Regions from separate parts of the Homo sapiens genome. Here region 2 is linked to region 1. Evidence: chromatin loops called from intact Hi-C (ENCODE). Cell type or tissue: CD14-positive monocyte. All regions are shown on one strand.

Region 1 (8,000 bases):
GGCCAAGCTACCCTCCAGCACAATCCGGCACTGAGGGGCAGGCAGAGCATCCGGACCCCCTACCCCAGGCTGTGAGGAGGCGTGGCCAGGGCTGTCTGCAAGCTCCAGGAGGCCAGGGGAGCCCCACCCTCCCAGGCACGGGACTCTGGCATTTCTGCTCTCTGTACCCTCGAGGACCCGGAAGGCCCTCCCGCGAAGGCTCAGGGTTGTCTGCTCCCACTGCCTAGCCGCTCGCCACTCCTGGCACCCACTCCAATCTCAGAGCAGGGTTGGGGCTGAATGAACCCTGGAGCTGTCACAGGCCGGCTGGGTGTAGCCGGGTGTGTGCACGCTGTGGGCAGCACTGATACACCAGCCCCCTGCTGCCTCGGCCCCCTCCAGACTTTGAGCATCCAGGAGCACAAAGGCTGGGTACGGGGGAAGCTGAGTGGTGGGGGGCTGAGGGCAGCTAGGTGCTGGCCTGCAGGTGCCCCTGGGGGCTAGCAGCCTGGGCGGCATGGACAGTGTCAGGAGGCAGACAGACTCCTGGGTGGAAGGGGTCAGGTCCCCCAGGGAGGGTCCGAAGGCTAGGGGCCAGGCTGCTGGTGGAGTGGGGTCTTGTGGTGCCTTTTCCAGACCTGCCCATGGCCACCCATGGACCAACTGGCACACACTTCCTCTCCTCTGAGGTCCATAAAAGCCCTGGGATCAGCTACAGCAGGGTAGATCAGAGGATGGAGAGGTGACAGGATGATCAGCAGCAGAGAGGAGTTACACTCTCTGCTGAGAGCTGCAGAGGCAATGGGATGACCTGCTGCAGAGAGGAGCCACCACTCTAGGGCCTCTTCTCTGCTTAGAGCTGCAGACAATGGGAGGACCCGCAGCAGAGAGGAGCTACCCTCAACACTTGTTGAGATGACCTCTAGCAGAGAGGAACTACCCGCTCCCTAGGAGCTGAACACTTGTCAGGACACTCCGGCTGCAGAAAGAAGCTCCCCACTGCAGGTCCCCTCTGAGCTGTTCTATAGCTCAATAAAGCTCTTCTTCCTCTTACTCACCCTCCACTTGTCTGCATAACTCACTTTTCCTAGTCACAGGACAAGAACTCGTGACCCAACGAATGGCAAAGCTAAAAGAGCTGTAACACAAACAGGGCTGAGACATGCCCCTTGCTTGCTCCCTACATTGCAGGTGAAGAGAAGGAAAGAAGAGCTGTGGCCCTTTGGGGATCCCAGACCTGGGAGCTCCCCCACAGGGCTGTGACTCCCTCTTTGGGGCCCTGCAATCTCCAAGCTTCCAGGCACCACCATGGTCCCCAGTGCCAGCTGTGGAAGCTGCTTGCAGTGCACCTGGTCTGGCCACAGCCTTGCAAAGAACCAGCACCCATGCCGGCACTTGGAGCTGCCCACCCCACTGCAGCAACCAGCCTGTCTGACTGTGTGCAGTGGCCAGACCTCACACTTGCTCACATACCCTTCACCGCTCCCACCTTACTCGCCCTTGGGAGACATGGGATCAAGGCCAGTAGCGTCAGCCAAGCACAGCCTGCAAGGCCAAGTAGGCAGAATGAGCCCAGTGGGCCCCACCAAATCTCAAGCAAAGGCGCCACTGGTCACAGATGTTTCCGGTCAGAAAAGTGACACCCCAAAGATCCCCTAACAGTAGACCTTCCCCACAATTGTTTTGCTTTGTTTCTTATATATAAACAAGCATTGTACCTAAGGTGGACGTAATTCTTCCTTTTGCTTTTGGGAATGTCCTGCTCTGCCTATGGAGTGGCCATTCTTTCATTCCTTTACTTTCCTAATAAACTTGCTTTTGCTTTACTCTGTGTATTTGTCCTGAATTGTTTTTTGCACAAGATTCAAGAACCCTCTCTTGGGGTCTGGATTGTGACCCTTTTCTGATAAAACAATTTAATGTTTTATATTGAAATGTGCTAATGTTGAATTTGTAAAGATACTATCAATAAAGAAAAATACAAACAATAATTGTTTTTAATCTACTGAAATCTATCGAGCAATAACCACTCAACAATTTGGTGATCATCTTTCCACCAAAGACACACGCATATGCTACACACACAAATTTACACAAGTAAATAACATTATAGCTATGATACTATACTCTAATTTTCCTATTCCCTAAAGCTTTTTCTCACATCAGTAACAGATAGCTGCCTCAACTTGAATGACTATAAAAATTCATTTTATGAATAAGTCAAATTATTCTTAACCCATTAATAGAAATATTTTTCTTTAAGAGTTTACATTAATGAACAATCACTTTAAACTATCATCTCAACTAAGACACTTATTTCATATGTATGGTTCATTCATATGTGTATAATCTTGGTTATTTCCCTGCTTTATAAACGCAAAGGAACATAGTTATATTCTTATGTCTTTTCCCAGATTATTTTTACATCACTGTGAAAGGAAAACCTTTTTATATTACTTGTTAAAAATTTTTCTGATGGTCATAAGTTTGGGATTAAGCTTTCAATTTTGGGGCTTTCCTGCCCTCCATCAGGCTCATTAGATCAGATGTATTTCACTGCCATCATTTTCTTTTTTTCTTTTCTTTTTCTTTGGAGATGGAGACTCACTCTGTCACCAGGCTGGAGTCCAGTGGTGCGATCTCGGCTCACTGCAACCTCTGGTTCCCGGTTCAAGCTCCCGGTTCTCCTGTTCAGTCTCCTGAGTAGCTGCGGCTAGTGTTCTAATCTTTGCAAAGGTAGTTCCAAGAAGAGGAAAATAGTTCTGTCTAAAAGAATTCTTTGGAGTATTTATAGTTTCAGAAAAATAGAAATTTATGTGTAAAAACTGAAACTAAGGTAACATATTATTAACTAAAACAACCAGATAGCAAAACATATTTTAGAGATGAAGCATTACATTTTAGAGGACGTAGAACAATTTTTCCAATCAAGGTGAGTGTCCTAAAAGTTTGCATTATTAAGGAAAGTTCAAGGGGACGATTTTATAAAAATTATAAAGAAAAGAAGTGCAACACCGTACATTTTCTCAAGGCCCATAGTTTTGTGAATGTTTTCCTACATCATTTTATCAAAAAGGTTCTGACAATTCCAAATGCTATTTACTGCTATGGTGTTACGGGAAGGGGAAATCTTTTCTCTTTCATTTTTCTGAGATTCCTAATTGGTAGCAATTGTTAATAAAAAAGGCAAAAAATCTTAAGACTAAGATCTGGAGATAAGCAAGTTTTCACAGAAAGAAACTTAAAACTTTGAAAATAGTGAAAAGCGCAGGAGGAATTTTAACAAATGCAAAATGAGGAATATAATAGGATGTTTTTACTTGCAACCAGGAATTAAAATGGAGGAGAAAGTAAGTTGTTTCTTACCTCTATCAGTTTCAAGTTTACTTAGCGTTTTTGATTTGGAGAAGAAAGGAAAAGATATACGTCAGAGATCTTTTAGGTAAAGCAAAATGAAACAAAAATATGTATGAGTTATGGGAAAATAGAAGAAAGAAAAAGGAGGCCGCAAGCAGTGGCTCACGCCTGTAATCCCAGCATTTTGGGAGGCCGAGGCGGGCAGATCATGAGGTCAGGAGATCAAGATCAGCCTGGCCAACACGGTGAAACCCTGTCCCTAGTAAAAATACAAAAAAATTTAGCCAAGCGTGGTGGCGCACGCCTGTGATCCTAGCTACTCGGGAGGCTGAGGTAGGAGAATTGCTTGAACCTGGGAGGTGGAGGTTGTAGTTAACAGAGATCGTTCCACTGCACTCTAGCCTGGGTGACAAGAGAGAGACTCCGTCTCAAAATAAATAAATAAATAAATAAATAAATAAATAAATAAATAAATAAAACAAGAAAGAAAGAAAAAGGAAAAGATGTGGAAAAGGTAGAAATAAGTCAGTGTATTCCTGCGGGACTACATAAGACAAAAGGACAAGCACTTCTCTCTTTCCTTCTCCATCACAAACAAACCTTTCCGTCAGATTTAGTGTAAGTTTTATCAAACTGTATGTCACAGAATAGTCAGAATATCCTGTAGCTGGGAAATTCCTTTTATTCTGTTTTCTTTTGTTGAAAGCAAAACTCGTATCACGTTATTAATGCACAATTTCCTGGGTTAAAATTAACTTTGGGGACTCCCTGCCAAAGGAATTCAAGCCCCGCTCTATGGAAGGAAAAAAAAAGAAGTCAAATTCCCTTCTCTGCTAGCTCAGAAGAGGAATGATGAAGGTACGTGCTGAAGCCGATCTGTCGGCCACGTGCTTTTAGCACCAAGTGGTTCTTGTGCAGTCTGTAAACACAGGCAGGGTCCTGTGACCTTTGCCAGCTGTATTTCCATCAAGACTTTCTCCATTCTTACCTGAAACACCTTGTGAACCCAATGGCTGTTTACACACAAAGAGTCGTGGGTCTACTGACACCAATTGGTAAAAATGGTAGCAATTGACTGGTTATTTAACTGGCTCTCTAGAAAGACTATAGCACATGGTGGTGCCATCAGAAATCATAAGCATCACAGACCTCTCTAACACAGTTCTAATAATAATTTCAACCATTCTTTATCCTATTGATTCAGCTCCAGGGTCTTTATTGCAAGCTACTTGTTAGTGAAGAGGAATCTGGTTGTCGGTGCCCCAATAGTGCCATCTGCCGGCCGATGTTAGGTATTTCACCTTAATTCGGAGTCCTGTTTCAAGAGCGGGATTTCAAAATCAAGAGTACTACTGGAAATGGAAATATCATTGCCCTACCAAAATCAGAAATTAGAAGACCTCTAGACACTTTTTTTCCCCAAAGTCATGAACATCTTCCTGTAAATGAAAATTCCTGTAATGGTACACAATTTGTAGATGTGAAAGAATCCTCTAAAATGATCTAGTTCAACCTCTTCATTTTACAAATATTAGAACTAAAGCCATAGAGACAAAATAATTTATTCAGGACCACACAGGCTATTATTAGTGGAACCACTGTTAGAACCCCGGTATTTTGCTGATTCACACATAAGTGCTTTTTAACATGCTATAAGCAGGAAAGATATTTATAGTCTTTCCCACTTCCTCATCTGAGGCCACTATGAAAGAACACTACTATTACTATTACTTTCCTACGCCTCCACCATGAGAACAGTCACACACACACACGCACACACACACACACACACACTCTCATAGTCACAAAAGGATATTCTACTTATAATCAGAAATCCTCTTGAAACAAGAATTAACATTCAAAATGTGAAAACCTACAAAAATAAAATTATTAAAAATAATTACAGCCTTTTTTTAAACTTTATTCTGACAAGAGCATTCTAAAACCTTCAGCAAATAGATATGTCAGCAAGTAAACAGTTTTAAAAATGGAACTAGGCCAGGTGTGGTGGCTCACACCTGTGATCCAAGCACGTTGGGAGGCCAAGGCAGGAGGATCACTCAAGCCCAGGAGTTTGAGACCAGCCTGGGCAACATGGTAAAACCTTGTCTCTACAGAAAATATAAAACTTAGCTGGGCATGGTGTCACATGCCTGTAGTTTCAGCTACTTGAAGGCTGAGGTGAGAGGATCGATTGAGCCCAGAAGGTTGAGGCTGCAGTGAACTAGGATTGTATCTCTGCATTCTAGCCCGAGAGACAGAGCAAGAACCTCAAAAAAGTAACTAAACTTTATTTTTGTATAATTAAACAAATTTGGTTAGGGCTCCATTTTATTCCATAACATGAAGTAGGGTGTGTGAATATGATAGCTGTGACACAAACTATGCTGGCGGTGTAAGATTTCTGCTCTACGGAAGGTAGCTAAATAGACATGAGGGACCAAGCAGAGTGGGTTCTCCACTGGGAGAAAATGTGAACTGGCTAACATGTAATGACCTTTTCACTATAATTTCATAATTCAATTTTTCTGCACAGTACTGATATGGGAGGGGGCAAGGAAGGGCTGGGAGGAGAACGGCGGGTCCCTGGGGAGGGCTCCACCCCTGGACCTGTGCCCATGGAACTAGGGGAGAACAGGCACTCCTGCTTTCAGGTCCAAATGTTGCATTTCCCAAGACCACCCTGGCCCACCATGTCCCCATCCTGTGCCTATAAAAACCCTGAGACCCTAGTGCGCACGGACACAGCAGCTGGACATCGTGAGAAACACATCAGCAGGAGAACACAGAAGCGGCTAGACATCAAGAGGAACACTTCGGTTGAAGAGCACACCGAACGGCACCAGCAGACGCCGGCAGGCCATTGACCAGTGGAATGAAGCGGAGTTTAGCTGGAGCTGTCAGAGGAGAGTCACGCCGCTGAGCTGACTCCATGGGAAAACCACCTTCCCGCTCCCCTTCTGGCTCCCCATCCGTCTGCTGAGAGCTATTTCCACCATTCAATAAAATTTGGCACTCATTCTCCAAGCCCATATGTGATCTGATTCTTCTAGTACACCAAGGCAAGAACCCCGGGATACAGAGAGTCCTCCACCCTTGCTATAAGGCAGAGGGTCTAATTAAGCTGATTAACACAAGCTGCCAACGGACGGCTAAACTGAAAGAGCGCACTGTAACACACGCCCACTGGAGCTTCAGCTGTAAACATCCACCCTTAGACGCTGCCATGAGGTCGGAGCCCCACAGCCTGCCGGTCTGCAAGCTCCCCCTAGAGGTTTGAGCAGCTGGGCACCGTAGAAGCGAGCCACACCCCCTTCGCACACCCTGTGAGGGGGCTAAGGGAACTTTTCCCACTTCAACACATAATCTACTTTGGATGTAATTTAAATTAGTTCATTAAATGGGGAAGCAGGAGCTGAACAAAGAGTGCCATATAGGAAGTTACAATAGATAGAACGAAATTGTTTCATAATGCTTTTATCCCCTGAAATAGTTTATATCATTTCTGTAAGATTTTTTTCACTACATTCATCCATTTCTCCTTTCCTCTTATTCAAAACCACCGTGTTATACCATCCTGTCTCACTGTGGAAATATTCCTTTTCTGTGGCTTAATAAAATTGATTTAGCACTCAACTTTCCATTCTTTCTGCCCACATTTCATAATTTTTCCTCATATTTAGGTAAGATTGGAAAGAATGAGTCAGAACGTTAGACACCTAGAATGGGTTGCTTACACCTCCTCCCTTTAAGTCCTTTATCTTTGCCTTTATTGTATGCTAACCACTCGCCTCTTTGTCCTATATGCTAGAGATCCACAGCTCATTTCCTATGCCATGATTCCTGGTCCCCATGTTATTTCTCTTCTTGCAAATCATCAGCTGTTTCCCTTCTTTGCTCCCAAATCAAATTAGATAGTCTGGCATGTAGCTAGTTCTTTTAGCAGGCAGCCTCACCACCAGTCAGGATATCTGAGCTAGGGTCAAGGAATAGGGAAGAGCTACTCAACACAGCCTCAGATGATAATGATGACACAGACCTAAATGTGTATGTGGGAACCAACGAGTTCTAGCCCTGGAAATACAACCCTAGAATTGGGTGAACGTAGCTAGACAGGGTTTTCTTTTCTCCCACAATTGCACATAAGATCTAAGACCTTACTTAGTCTGTTAAAGGAATGAATGTGTGAATGTATGTGTTGTGTAATTTGGCTCATTAAGCAATTCAGTTTATTAAGTATAACATTGATGCTGATTATTGGACCTAAAAGATGTAAAATGAAAAAACAAAATTGGTTATGTACAGACACACTGCATTTCACTTAATTAAAAAATGCATTTGGCAACCTACATGCCTGAAATACAGAGCTAATAATGTAGATTTCTGTCCACAGGAGTTCACAGTATAGTGTTTATGTGAATTTGGGCTGGGGAGGGTTACATGAACAAATTCCAAACCACTATTTTAAGCTTAATAATAATTATGTTCTAATGAAACTAGTGATAGGAAACAAGAAGAAACCAGTGCAGTTAGGTTGGATTAAGGAGAATATCCCAGAATAGAGGATAACAGAACTATGCTGGTAAGAATGGAATGATACACAGTTTTCTTTTTCTGAGAGCCTATCACAGACCTGATAGTAAGATACTTTGTGCAAATTATCT
Region 2 (8,000 bases), 200 kb before region 1:
GGTGAATCTGATGACTATGAGCCTTGGGGATGGTTGTCTTGTATAGTATCTGGCTGGGGTTCTCTGTATTTCTTGGATTTACATATAAACCTCTAGTGATATTAGGGAAAATTTCATGGACTATATCCTCAAATACATTTTCCAAGTTCCTTATTCTCTCTCAGGAATGCTGGTGAGCCATAGATTTGGTCTCTTTACCCATATTTCTCATAGGTTTTGTTTATTTTTCTTAATTCCTTTTTTCTTTATCTGACTGACTTGATTCAAAGGACTGGTCTTCAGGCACTGAGAATTTTTCCTCAGCTTGGTCTATTCTGTTGTTATTACTTCTGATTGTATTATGAAACTCTTGTAGTGAATGTTCCAACTCAGGAGGTTCAGTTTGCGTCATTCTAACAATGGATATTTTACTTACAATCTTACAATGGATTGTTTTCCTGGGTGTTTGGGATTCTTGGATTGAGTTTCAACTTTCTCCTGGATCTCAATAAGCTTCCTTACCATCCAGATTCTGAATTCCATGACTGTCATTTCAGACAATCCAGACTGGTTAAGAACCATTGCCGGGTAGCCAATGGGCTCATTTGGAGGTGAGGGGACACTCTGGCTTTTTGAATTGCCAGAGTTCTTGTGCTACTTCTTTCTCATCTGGAAAGGTGTATATTCCTTTAACTGTGGTGTAAGTTGAGTGTAGTCAGTTGGCTTCATTTCTGGAAGTTTTCAGAGGGTAAGGCTGTGGACAGGGTCTTTGTAATTGAATTCTTGTCCTTGGTTTCACAGCCCCCGGAGAATTAGTTGTTTTTTGTTGTTACACTTTGGGCTGTGATCCAGTAGATGGCACATAAGAGCAACAGAGGGTAGACCAGCTCTTACTGGAGGCTGGGTTCCTTTGTGTATCCTTGCATTTGCAGCTGTATTCTATAGTGCCAAGGAGAGAGAGGTGACCCCATCTTTCTTTTGGTCCGATTCTGGGCCCAGGTCCACTCCTGGGCCTTTGGGGAGCCACCTCCGATCACTGGCACTATGGCTGTGATTTTGTTGTTGTTGTTAGGTCTTTCAGCCTGTGGGGCACCCTTGGGGAGAGGTCTGGTACAGAGATAGACCATACCCTTAACGAACCAGCCCTGTTGGGGGAGGCCTACCTAGGTCTCATACCAGCCCATCAAACTGTGTGACTTACCTCCTCTGTTTTCCGAGTGTGGGCTACTCCCTCATTAGCCCAGATCCCAGCTCTGTACTCCTGAGCCATGGGCTGCGGCTCTGGGGCCCATGACCTTCTTGTGGCTCCCTCTTCTGGACCCTTGGGGTTGAATTCCCGGTGTGCTGGGGGGACTCAAAGGATTGCTAGGTTGCCAGAATGCACTTAGGTAGAGCAAAGCACCCAAGCTGGGCAGCAGAGACTGCACTGTATACACACTCCTAGGGGGCAGCCAGGCAGGAGCACTGGAAGGAGTTGATGGGCAGGTGGGCCTGCAGGACAGGTGTGCTCCAGTCCCATAGGGAAGCAGGCCTTGCTTTCTCTCTGGGGCCAGAGCCTCTGAGAGAGAGATGGGCAGCCCTAGAAGGTAGGTGCTTATGGCTGGGCTCTATCGGAGCTGACCCACACTCAAAGGTTCCCAGCTGTGTGCCTGTTGCAGCTCTGTCTCCATCTCTGTGTAATCTTCAGGGAGACCCTTTGCCAGCTCACATGTCCCTAGGGCTGTGGGATCCCCTGCAGATAAGACCCCAGAGGTCCACAGCGAGAGCAAGAAGCCCCCCAGTCCCTTCACTCACTCCTTTCCCAGGCACCATTCATGGCCAGGAACCAGCCCTAGCATTCAGGCACCCCAATCAGGGTTCCCAGTTTCCCCTCGCTTCAGCCTTAGGGACTGCATCTTTTCTCCATTCACATTGAGCATTTTCTCTCCCAATAAGTGTTCAAGTTATGTTGGTGTAGTTGAAATCATGTTCTATGCGAGCCAAACTTCTTGGCTGCATCTAGTCTGTCATCTTGCCACTCTAGGGTCATTTTCATTCACTTAAAAAAGTGCCACTTAGGAAAACAAAATAGGGGAGATGAGCACAAAGTACGCTTTGTAATATTCTCTGATGACACAATTTTACCCTCTTAACTGGCACTCCACATATCTCATTTTCATTTCATATTTTAATCATTTTTTAAAAAGTTTCAGAAAAAATGATGTACTTGAAAGAATGATTAAAGATTCAACTGAGAGGTGGTTTGGAGGAAGAGGAGGAGGAGACAGCCTAGCAGATGGAGAATGTTTGAGCAGAGAAGTAAATGGCAAATTGCATAAGATTGTGTTATGAAGTCTAGGCAGGAAAAGAGACTGCTTACACATTTATATTTGGATTTTGGAGGTCCCTAGGAGAACATGTTACTAACATTATCATAAATCAGGAAATAAATGTCTATACAGATGGTAAACCACTAGCTGGAAAAAGTTGATGGTTGAAAGGAGGTCAGTGATAATGATCACTTGGGTCTGTAAACAGATGACATTGAGGTTCTCAGTGTTCTACTTATCATGAGTCCAGTGGTCCTGCGGTTTATGTGCATGAGTGTTACTCACATCCTGCTAACCATGAAGTTTCCCATTCATTAAGATAAAATATCACTTAATCTGTTCTTACAGGTTACAGTTGTTTGGGGCCTACCATTCACTCAGACTAGAAATCCTTTTGTAAAGGAGGTTCTTTGTTTCTCCTGAAGCTTACCTCTTTACCTTTTTCTCTTTCTGACTTTCACATAGATTAACATGCACAAGGACATGTGCAACAGTTTAACCTTAGAAAATTAAGGAACTCTAGAGGTGCATCGGCCAACATGGTAATATATAACAAAATAGAAGATAATTCTGACTGAGGGAAAACACAGTGATATATTGGAAAGATAACAAAGAAACAGGCCGGGCACAGTGGCTCACACCTATAATCCTAGCACTTTGGGAGGCCGAGGTGGGAGGATCAACTGAGGTCAGGAGTTCAAGACCAGCCTGGCCAACATGGTGAAACCCCATCTCTACTAAAAATGCAAAATTAGCCTGGCGTGGTGGCACATGCCTGTAATCCCAGCTACCTGGGAGCCTGAGGCAGGAGAACCGCTTGAACCTGGGACGCAGAGTTTGCAGTGCGCCAAGATCATGCCACTGCACTTCGGCCTGGGTGACGGAGTGAAACTTCATCCCCCTGCCACCTCTACAAAAAAAAAAAGAATAACAAAGAAACCAGAAATCTTATGATTTTTCCATAGCTTCATTACATGATTGCTGCATGAGATCAGAAAAGAGAAGGAAAAGGATCCAGGAGGTAAATTGCAGAGCAGAGGAGGCCTCTGAGGATGACTGATCCGGGCCCAAATACAAATCCCAGTGGATATGAAATATGAAGTAGTGTACAAGAGTAGAGCTGTCTCTATTTTGCTAACGCAATGTACAATGTAATCTTTGGCCTGACAGGTATTTTCAGTGCAAACTAATCTCACCTGACATTTCTCTGCTTTAACACCTTGAATTCATCCCCATCATCCACAGCCTATATGCTACAGTTAAGACTCCTTAACTTTCCATAGTGTTCTTTGGTCATGAAATTTAAGTCGCTTGTCTAGTGTTCCTTCCACCGATCCTTCCTTCCTTTTTTTTTTTTACATCTTAAATACATACAATTTTTATTTTTTAATTATACCAAAATAAAGCTGGAAACAATAATTTAGACCCTATGTTTCTGGTTTACACACATTATAGGGTCACTTAATAGTTTTATAAATTGTCAACTTTTTCTTTTTTGTCTTTTTCTTTTTTTTTTTTGAAACAGAGTCTCGCCCTGTTGCACCCAGGCTGGAGTGCAATGGCGTGATCTTGGCTCACTGCAACCTCTGCCTCCTGGGTTCAAGCGATTCTCCTGTCTCAGCCTCCCGACTAGCTGGGATTACAGGCACCCGCCACCATGTCCGGCTAAATTTTTGTATTTTTAGTAGAGACGGGGTTTCACCATGTTGGTCAGGCTGGTCTCAAACTCCTGACCTCAGGTGATCTGCTTGCCTCAGCCTCCCAGAGTGATGGGATTACAGGCATGAGCCACCGCGCCCGGCCCAACTTTTTCTTAATGATACAAAGAAACAATTAAAGCAAAATATCAAGTCTTTAGTCATTTCCTTAGACAAAATTACCAACTGCTCATCTCCCTTCTGCAACACAAGAAGCTATAAGAAAATTCATAAAATTATCCTTGGTTTACTTATTAATAATTATCAAGTATTTTAGTGGCTCAGAGTTCAGGCAAAATAGCCATAAACAAAGACCACCACCACCAGGAGGAGGATGACATTGATGTTTACTGCAGTCCTCCACAAGGGCCTCTCAGATGACAGCTTCTTTCTCGGGGCTTCCTCCTCCTTGGGCAGCTTGAGCCCTGTCTTCCGCAAACCACAGAATAAGTCATAAGCTTTCTTGAGATATCCATGAGATTGCTCAGGATAATACGTACATTAGGAATAGGTTTTGTTAAGAGGGAGATTCCTAAGACTGCCAGTATAGACTGCCCCCCACCCACCACCAAAAAGAGAGAAAAAAAAAAAGGAATGATGGAAAAGTACAGACAGTGCTCTTAACAGATAATCTTGGGACAGTCACTGGAAGATAAGCAACTCCCTGTTCCAAAGGTGAACTCTGCAATCATATCCGTAAGGCCCATTACAAGTCCAACCAGAATGCTCCCTGTTCACTGACTCTTTCACAGAAGATGGCAAGCAGGAAAACAGCTGCAATTAGAGGCCCAAGATAACTAGCAATTGATTGTGCATAATAATCAGTTGCTGATTTTGAGATACTTGTACCAATGGGACCTATATGATGCTGATGACAGTCGCTAGAAAGACAAATAGCCTGATAAGAAAACCAAATGATTTAAATATTAAACAAAAGCATTTAAGCACCCCTGTTGTGCATTCATTATTGAATTGATTCTTGCTGCCACTTGTCGGTTTTCTAACTCAAATCAAGCTCTTTGACATTACATGAACCCATGCCATGATTAACAATTATGTTAGCAAAATGTCAGTCCCTTCTTTCTCCCTTTTACTCGTGACTATGTCAAATTGTCCACTTCTTTTTGAAGTGCTTCATATCACCCATTTGCTTTATATTCCTTCATTCTTTCATTTCTTTTTTTCCATGACAAATTTTGTTCATCATTAAAAATCTGACTCTCATGTAACCTTCCCTGCAAAGCCTTCTTAGAGCCCCATAAACAGAATTCATAACTCATGGCTTTGTGCTCTTATCACATGTGTGCTAAGCTAATTGCAGTAGACTGTAGGGTGAAATAATTAAAGGAACGTTTGCTGAAGTCAGATTGCCTGGGTTCTAAGCCTGGCTTTGTCTTTTCCTATCTTTGTAACATTTGAGAAGTTATTTAACTTCTCCATGCCTCAGTTTCCTCATTTGTAAAATGCAGATAATAGACATATCTACTATATAGTATAGTTATGAGGTTTAAATGAGTTAATAAATATGTGTGATTCCATTAATGTCTGGTACATAGACATGCTATTATTATTATCACATTTTATTATGGGTTATTATGCCTGGTTCTTCCATTGGTTGGTGAACTCATACATCTCAAAGATCACGGCTAAAATGTCTTTGTAAAATTAACAACAACAATTATGCTTGACACAACACAGGTAGCCAGTAAACTGACTTCAAGAAGATGGCTTCTTTCATAAATGGTTTGAACACATTGGGTGGGTCTTTGAAATTGAAATGGAGGAAAATTTATCTTCTCCCCTGCCTTCCTGGTACCCCCTTCCCTACAATGTGAGCAGAGACTTCTTTTTCTTAGGCAATTATCTCATTTCTTTAATTTCTAGAATAATCTGCATTTGTAAGGATATTTTTAGAGTCTGCAGACACATTAATTTGTAAAGGCAGAATTCAGACGTGCACCTGTAAGGAGGGCTTTGAACTACCCAGTTTTCTCCACTCCTCTAATCTAATATATTGGGAAGAACTGAGATTAGCACCTATGATAGAGTGACCATGAGTAAGCTTCTAGGCTGCGCTTCCTGATTTGCACTGTCTGTTCTTAGGTCTTCCTCTCAGGAGTGTCATGAAGCCGTGTCTTCCACTCAGTAAGCGTCAGTTAATGCGGATGTACTATAAGAATGAACTAAATAATTAGGCCTTATGATCCGTTCTGTTGTGGAAGAAAATCTTAAGTATTTATAAGATTAAAAAGTTTGACCTTTTTGAAAATTTTCAGACTAGAATTAGATTGGAATGTTTTTGGTCAACTCCTGTGAATTTACTTCAATATTTACATATTTAAAATACACAACTTGGTGTTATCTATCTTGCTACACACATATATATACAAATTTATATACATATATACAATATAAAAACATCACCACTTACATATGTGTGTATATATGTATGTATGTATGTATGTAATATATGTAAAATTATCACCACCAAGCTAAGGAACATACCTGCTATCCACAGATGTTTTCTTCCTGCCCCTTTGTAATGCCCTACTCCTGTCCTCACACAAAGAATCATCTGCTTTCTGTCAATATAGATTAATTTGCATTTGCTAGAATTTTACAAAGATGAAATTATATAGACGTACTTTTTTCTGGGGGGTGGGGTGCAGATTTGGCTCCTTCTGCTTAGCATGATTATTTTGAGATTTATCCATGTTGCCGTGTGTATCAATTGTTCAATGTTTTTACTACTGAGTGGTATGGATTTGGATGAATAAACCACAAAGCATTTTCAATTAAGGAATACTTGCGTCATTTCCAGTATTGGACTATGACAAATAAAGCTAATGTGAATATTAATGTACAAGTGTTTGTATAAACATATGTTTAATTTCTCCTGAGTAACTACTTAATATGGAAAGGGTGAGTAATATAGTGGATATATGTTTAATTTTTTAGTAACTGGAAAATTGTTTTTTTAAGTGGCTGTATCATTTTAGATTCATACTACCAGATTGTGATAGTTCCAGTCAATGCACAGTCTCAGCTTATACTTTTAATGTCGGTCATTCTAATTAATAGGTGTACTGTGGTATCTTAACATGTGTTTATTTGCCATCATTATAACAACGGTGATGAATTCGAATATTTGTTCATTTTATGGGTTTTCTTATTATTGAGTTTTGAGAATTTTTGCATATTCTGAATACAAGACTTTAGTCAATGCCTGATCTGCAAATATTTTCTGAGATTTATGTTTTTAATCTCTTAACAATGTCTTAGGAGGAGCAAAACTTTTTAATTTTGATAAAATCTACAGTATCAATTTGATTTTTTTATAAATCATGCTTTTTGAAATGCTTTCTTAAAATGTTTCTGTCTACTTATTCTATCAGTGATTGAGAGAGTGGCATAAGTATCTCCAAAAATACTTGTGGATTTGTCTACTTTTTCTTGCAAGTCTGTCAAATTTAGACATCATATGGAATTTTGATTGCCTTAGAATATCTAAAGCTATCTTGACAAAGAACAAAGGTATATGATATAAACTAAAATGTTTTGAGAAATACTATGACACAGATTAGTGTTGACACACCACACCACCTGGCAGGTACCCCGAGTCCAGCGGAGACAGAGGAATTAGAAAGAGACAGAATAATAATTTAAAAGGCGGGTCCAGGGGACCATAGCTTCCGAGGCTTGCTCACGGCCCTGAGCTCTCGGCCTCCACCCAATTTATTGGTTTACAAGCTCTTTGTTCTTAGGGCAGATGGAAGGGGGAGGAAGGGATGAGGAAAAGGATTAATCAGTGAAGGAGAACTCCTGAGTCATTCAATAAGATGCATAGCAGTGGCGGTTTCTGTGAATTTCCTTGAGCAAAGGCATATGTCTAAACTACTTAAGATCTTTAACTTCTAGGGACTGAAATGGGTGGGAGCAGGTTTCAGGAGGAGCCAAGATGTTTGATTATACTCCACTGCTTCAAGAGAGTGTTAATTCCCCGAACAACCTGTGG

The links. A loop is a pair of places that touch in the nucleus more often than their neighbours do. Peaks named below come from ENCODE experiments on the same cell type or tissue, not always from the same donor. Only the 100,000 strongest peaks of a DNase experiment are listed, where the experiment ranks them.
Region 2: it touches region 1 in a loop (2.4-fold over the local background); 7 of 110 quality-filtered maps call a loop at or near these places.

What each region holds. Positions count from the first base shown.
Region 1 is chr11:124,068,147-124,076,146 of GRCh38, reverse strand. No RefSeq gene overlaps it. Among named protein-coding and RNA genes, the nearest start is that of OR10G7, 31 kb to the right of the region's middle. In CD14-positive monocyte, CTCF peaks have their summits at 4,413, 4,613 (motif pointing left), 6,433 and 6,639 (motif pointing left); DNase peaks (open chromatin) are centred at 4,616, 5,036 and 6,586; H3K4me3 peaks cover 2,784 bases; H3K27ac peaks cover 771 bases.
Region 2 is chr11:124,270,855-124,278,854 of GRCh38, reverse strand. It overlaps the pseudogene SLC5A4P1. Among named protein-coding and RNA genes, the nearest start is that of OR8G5, 18 kb to the right of the region's middle. In CD14-positive monocyte, no CTCF peak of the experiment used is centred here; no DNase peak of the experiment used is centred here.